2 separate regions of the Homo sapiens genome follow, and region 2 is linked to region 1. The links are chromatin loops, found by intact Hi-C in ENCODE. Cell type or tissue: endothelial cell of umbilical vein. All regions are shown on one strand. Each heading gives the region's core, and the rest is flanking DNA. Links, peaks and the distances in the headings are about the cores only.

Evidence for each region. Peaks named below come from ENCODE experiments on the same cell type or tissue, not always from the same donor. Only the 100,000 strongest peaks of a DNase experiment are listed, where the experiment ranks them.
Region 2: it touches region 1 in a loop (5-fold over the local background); 16 of 110 quality-filtered maps call a loop at or near these places.

The regions. Positions count from the first base shown.
Region 1 is chr6:158,056,159-158,059,065 of GRCh38, forward strand. The region is part of intron 6 of SYNJ2 (synaptojanin 2); the gene reads left to right. Among named protein-coding and RNA genes, the nearest start is that of SYNJ2-IT1, 57 kb to the left of the region's middle. In endothelial cell of umbilical vein, for the core only: no CTCF peak of the experiment used is centred there; a DNase peak (open chromatin) is centred at 1,493; H3K27ac peaks cover 2,349 bases.
Region 2 is chr6:158,002,062-158,004,968 of GRCh38, forward strand. The region is part of intron 1 of SYNJ2 (synaptojanin 2); the gene reads left to right. It overlaps SYNJ2-IT1 (SYNJ2 intronic transcript 1), which reads left to right. Exons shown (of 3, transcript NR_046796.1): 3 at 113-322. Among named protein-coding and RNA genes, the nearest start is that of SYNJ2-IT1, 2.4 kb to the left of the region's middle. In endothelial cell of umbilical vein, for the core only: no CTCF peak of the experiment used is centred there; a DNase peak (open chromatin) is centred at 1,570; H3K27ac peaks cover 2,471 bases.

The sequences.
Region 1 (2,907 bases), core at 211-2,710:
GCTTCAGGAACCCTCCTATGTTTAGGAGCTTTCTTAAAAAATACATACATCTAGTTGAAGCACATTTGCATAGACTGCAGATTTTTCAGAATCCTGGTAATGCATGGTGTGTGAGATGCACGTACCACAGAGAATGAGACCTCTCTCTCCTCACAAGCACCCCAGAGGCTGCCTTGCCCCTTGGAAAGCATTCCTAAATCTAGGGGTACACTTAGATCTCTTCTGCAAATCACAGGACAAGCTGCTGAAAGGGTGAGTCTTTCTACAGGCAGCTACTGTGTCCAGGAAGTCTCTTCTGTAATGCTTCTTACCCACGACACTGGGCTGGAGGCAGGAGCCCTCCCGTTCCCTTGCAGGTGCTGCTGCTCTCATGTTCATTGCTGACTATGTTCCCCTCATTCGAGATAACGTTTGGAAATAAGGTGACATGTCTGCCTAGTGGCCGCAGTGGGGCACCATGAGGGTCCCCCTGAAAGCAGGCTGCCCAGGTCCTCGATGGTGTCCCTGGACTGGCATGTGCATTGTCCTGGGTGCTTCCCAATTCTCTTCTCTGGGACATCACTGCGCTCTCAAGAGTCGTGCGGTTCTCTGATGGATTTGGTTGAGAGTAAATCCTTTCTTTCCCCCGCAAAACCTTCACACAGATAGTTTTTCTTCCCAGAGGATGCTTGTTTTCCTTTGCCTGAGCTGCATGGGTGCCCCTGTTAGCCGAGGCGGTCTCTTGTCACTTTGCTGTATGTGCTCCATATCTGAGGAGGGCTGTTTGCAGCAGGACTTTGGCTGCAGCTGCTTGAGTGGGGTCTTGTCATCTCTGTGTGGTGATGAGTCTCGGTGGAAGGGCTAACCTTTCACAGGGCGGTGCCTCAGTCTCTCCTCACAGGACAGTGAACCCCTTCTCCTTCCCCGCCCCGCTCTGCGGGCGGCTGCTGTGCACATCAGGGTGTGCTGAACTCTTGGTCCCTCCCTGAAGATGAGAAGGATGCTTCCAAATAGAAATCTGATTCCTCAGTATCCCGAAAAACTCCTGTTTTCCAAGTAGCTTCCTATGACAGTAACCCGTAGGCAGGGGAAGTGAAAAAAAGGCCTCAATGCTCAGGGTGACCCAGGAAGAAGCCCGTATGATGCCGACCTTGCTGCTGGTGCCAGCGTCCCCTTACACCCTGGGTGCCAGCGCTCCCTTACGCCCTGGGTGCCAGCGTCCCCTTACCTGGGTCGGCAGGGCCTCTCAGCTCACCAATAACGAGCATTTTACAATAAAGGGAAAGAAAGAGGAACCACGTCCCACACACCAAGCACTGTCCTTGTCACTTTCACTCGTCTTTTTAGTCCTCCTCGCCATTCTCCGCAGGAGGGGAAGTAGCCCTGCTTTATAGATGAAGGAGCCAGCTCAGAAGGGATGAATCATTTGATCAGGGGAGTTTGGGGTTGGGACAGCATAGAGTAATGATGAGGAATAGTGAGTAATAATGAGTAATAACAGTTTCCTTCTGGCCCTGGGCTTTGGAACCAGTTGAGAAGAAGGGGCAGGAATGAGACAGGAAGAGATCAGAAATGGGCCTTGTTTCCGATGAGCCACATTGTGGGATGTGGCTTGGATGTGTGGCCACGGTGGGCTCCCTCACCAGGGGCAGAGCCTGCACGTGTCAGAGCCAGGCCTGGGATGCACCTTCTCTGGGCAGACCGACCCAAAAGAAAGCCCACAAGGGCTGAAGCCACACACAGCCCGCCCCAGGGCTGCCTGGAGCTGCACGTGGAGACGGGAGCCCGGGAGGGTGCTCACCCTTAACTTAGGCCAGGGAGTCAGCAGGCAAGCCTAACTTCAAACTACCCACTTCAAAATCCATAGTCTTTCTACTACTGTCCCTTAAAGTTAGTAAGAGAATGTTTTCTCTTACTGCATAAGAAAAAAAATGATTTTTTTCATGATCATTATTAGCTCTTTAAAAAATTCCGCTCATAAACGTGTCATTACAGAAATTTGGAAAAGAGAAAGATGTTTAAAGAAGAAAAGAACTTGAATCATATAAAATTCTACCACTTTTGACATCATGTGTTTTTTTCCAGTGTTTTTTCTATATTTAGGCATAAAGATTGCACCATTAAACGATAATTTGACATCTGCTTTTTGCATTGTATCATTTCCCTATGTTTTGTTTAAGGCACTACATTTCAACATGTTTAAATTTGAAATGTAAGGTTACTTTTAAAAAGCTGGTGATCAAGAATAAATATTGGAATCTCTCCCTAATATTTCAACATACATATTTAGAAAGTAGCTTCCAATACAAGGAATGTTTTCCAAAGCCTGCAAGTTTTGTTGTATCTCCTTGTTGTGGTTTAGCATAATGCAATATAGCACTTAGATTGAAAACAGGATGCTGAGTTGAGAGCTCTCCTGCCAGTTGTTCTAGTTTTGAGAAGGGTGGGTACCAAGCAAAATAAGAGATTCATTTCACACATGTGCACATTGCATGTGTAAGACTCTAGCCCAGGCACGGTGGCTTATGCCTGTAATCCCAACACTTTGGGACGCTGAGGTGGGAAGATTGCTTGAAGCCAGGAGTTCGAGACCAGCCTGGACAACATAGCAAGACCCTGTCTCTATGAAAAATAAATAAGTAAAAATTAGCCAGATGTGGTGGCATGTACCTGTAGTCCCTATTACTTGAGAGGCTGAGTTGGGAGGATTGCTTGAGCCCAGGAGTTTGAGGCAGCAGTGAGCTATGATCGTGCCACTGCACTCTAGCCTGGACAACAGACTGAGATCCTGTCTCAAAAACAAAATTCTCTTGATGAAAGTTCAGGTTAGGTGTTCTAGATATAATGGGAGGTGCTTTATAGAAAGTGCAGCATATCCTTTGTCTGATTCCAAACAAATGTAGAAGTCTACGCTAGCTAGTAGTAATG
Region 2 (2,907 bases), core at 220-2,719, 54 kb before region 1:
GCTGCTCAGTCTTCCATCCAACAGCATCCCACAGATGAAGCATTTTCTTCGCTTGGCTTGTCTTACGCTCTGTTCTCATCATATTGCTTCCTCACTGCCTGTTTTTCTCCAGAGCCTAGAACCATGCCTGGCACACAGTGGGCATCTAGACCCTTTGCTGAGTGGTGAAATTGAAGTGTGACAGGGTGCGTGGCTTCCCTGCTCAGGCTCCCTCAGTTCCCAAAGCTGTGCTCCTTCCTGGATCTCATGTAGCACAAGGAGGCATACGTGGGTCGCACCACATGGCTTCTAGAGGAGTATGTGTGAATGTGTTCATGTTCATGTGGAAATAGGGAGGCGGCCCTGAGGTGGGAGGAGCCTTCCCAAGAGGAATCACCTGAGAGAGGAAGAAGAGCTGGGGAGGAACTGAGGAACTGGTTTGGCAGGTTCAGGAAGAAGTGAGTGAAGAAACTGGAAAAGTAGCCAGGATCAGAACCTGCAGCCGCAGGACCTAATTTGTTAGGACCTAAATTAGGGGTGATTGTGCAAGGCAGTGCAGCATGGAAGCCCCACTCCAGGACTTCCCTGGTGGCTAGGAAACATTGCTCCACCCCTCCCTCTTGTCAAAAGAGAAGGTGCACACACTTGGAGAGAAATGGGTATTTTTGTGCTTCTTTCTTGTTCCCTGTTGGGTAGGAGGGTTGGGGCTACCAGGCCCAGTGAAAACACAGCCCAGCCCTGCCTGTTCTGCCTCATCCTGAAGTGTAAGGAACTGCCCATTGTGCTGGGCCCTGTCACTGGCTCTGCCCGAGGCATATGTGGCACTGGGCCTGGCTTTTTAAGGTGCAAACTGTTTTCCTGGATTTCTTATTTTTAAGGGAAAAAACTCAACTACAAAGACTCAGTGGCCAGTCCTGTGCTCAAGCCCTCTTGTTAGGGGAGCTGGCCTCCCTCTTTGGCCACAGCTCAGTGCAGGGAGGGGTGTGGAAAGTGCTGGGAAAGGGGGAGGACCCACCCTCCCCACAGATGGGTTTCTGGCTCTGACTGCGGGAAACCAAACTTTCTTGTATTTTCTCTGGCTGGGTTGTGATGTGGGCATGGCGTTGGTGGGAGGTAGTGCATTTGCTGAGGGTGATGTGTTCTGAGTGTCCCCTCACTCCGTGGCTCTTTCATGTGGCCTGGACTTTTTGGTGAGGGAGCAGCAGTGGGAGGACAGGAGAGTCCTTTAGCGGGCTGATGTGTGTCTGCCAGTTGGCTTTGTCTTGGCTCGCAGCTTCTGTTTCAGACAGATGTTTTGATCCCCCTTTGCTTAGCAACCAGCTGCAGCCTTGCTCTGTCTTGGGAAAACCACTGTCTTTCTGAAGAGCTGCTTCAGCTCCAAAACTGATAACTCTGGAAGGAGCAGCCACCAGCCAGTCAGAACTGAGCTCCGAATTAACACATGAAGGAGACTTTGGCCTCTTGAGACCCTGAAATACAAGAAGATGGTTTCATGTCATGTCCAAGAATGTGGCCACAAATGCTACCTCAGTCTCGGGCTGTCTGCATTGTTAAATGACCTCATTATTTTTCTGACCTGTGGGCCGGGCTTCGTTGGCATTTCCTTAAGGCGTGTTATTGTGGAAAATATTATTCAAGAAAGAAGAGCATGTGGTTTGCTTGGTTACTGAGCTGGACTGGCTCTGGGTGACCAGAGCTCTCACGCAGAGCCGTGCACGGCTGCTCCCACTGAGACCAGCCTCTGCCTCGGGATGGTCTGACCCACGGAGCTCTGTTTTGGGACCCAGAATCCATGAGCCACATTTGCTGTGCTGTGGGACAAACCACAGTTTCCTTGGGAGCCTCTCAAGTGGTGGCTGTTTCTCTTCCACACCCTTGGACCACTGGAGCTGGAGACGGGGAGTTCCCCAGCCTCCTCCAAGGATAAGCCTATTCCTTAAGCCTCCACAAGCCCCATCATTATTTATTTTTATCATAAGCCATGTTGTTCGAGTAGCATAGACAACTTTCTCAGGTTACCAGGGAAACAGGACTAGAAAGTCAACCCACGATCAAATTACCTTGCCGAAAGGGAACCAGCTCAGTTAACCCTTGACCCCACACGCCATTGTCAGAGGCGTATGAACCAGAGCGACTCCATCTTGAATAGGGGCTGGGTCAAATGGATCTGAGACCTGCTGGGCTGCATTCCCAGGAGGTTAGGCATTCTTAGCCACAGGATGAGATAAGAGGTCAGCACAAGATACAGGTCATAAAGGCCTTACTGCTAAAACAGGTTGTGGTACAGAAGCCGGCCAAAACCCACCAAAACCAAGATGGCAATGAAAGTGACGTCTGGCCATACTCACTGCTCATTATATGCTAATTATAATGTATTAGCATGCTAAGAGACACTCGCACCAGCACCATGACAGTTTACAAATGCCATGGCAAAATCAGGAAGTTACCCTATATCCTCTAAAAAGGGGAAGAACCCTCAGTTCCTGGGAATTGCCTACCCCTTTCCCAGAAATGAATAATCCACCCCTTATTTAGCATATAATCCAGAAATAATCATAAAAATGGGCAACCAGCAGCTCATACTGCTGCCCTGCCTATAGAGTAGCCATTCTTTTATTCCTTTACTTTCCTAATAAACTTGCTTTCACTTCATGGACTTGCTCTGAATTCTCTCTTGCATGAGATCTAAGAACTCTCTCTCGGGGTCTGGATCGGGACCCCTTTCCAGTAACACCACGAGACTGCGTCCCTCACTGCCCCTCGTTTCGGCAGTTGCATGGTTCCTTGGTGAGTTTTCCCTCTTTCTCGCTGTCATTTCTCACTATGAGTCTGGCGCTTGTTCTTGGTGTCTTCAGTGGCCACGTCGTTGATCCTTCGGAGGACCTTCGCCCCCTCTCCTCCAGTGAGTGACCCCACCCCTGCAGCCAC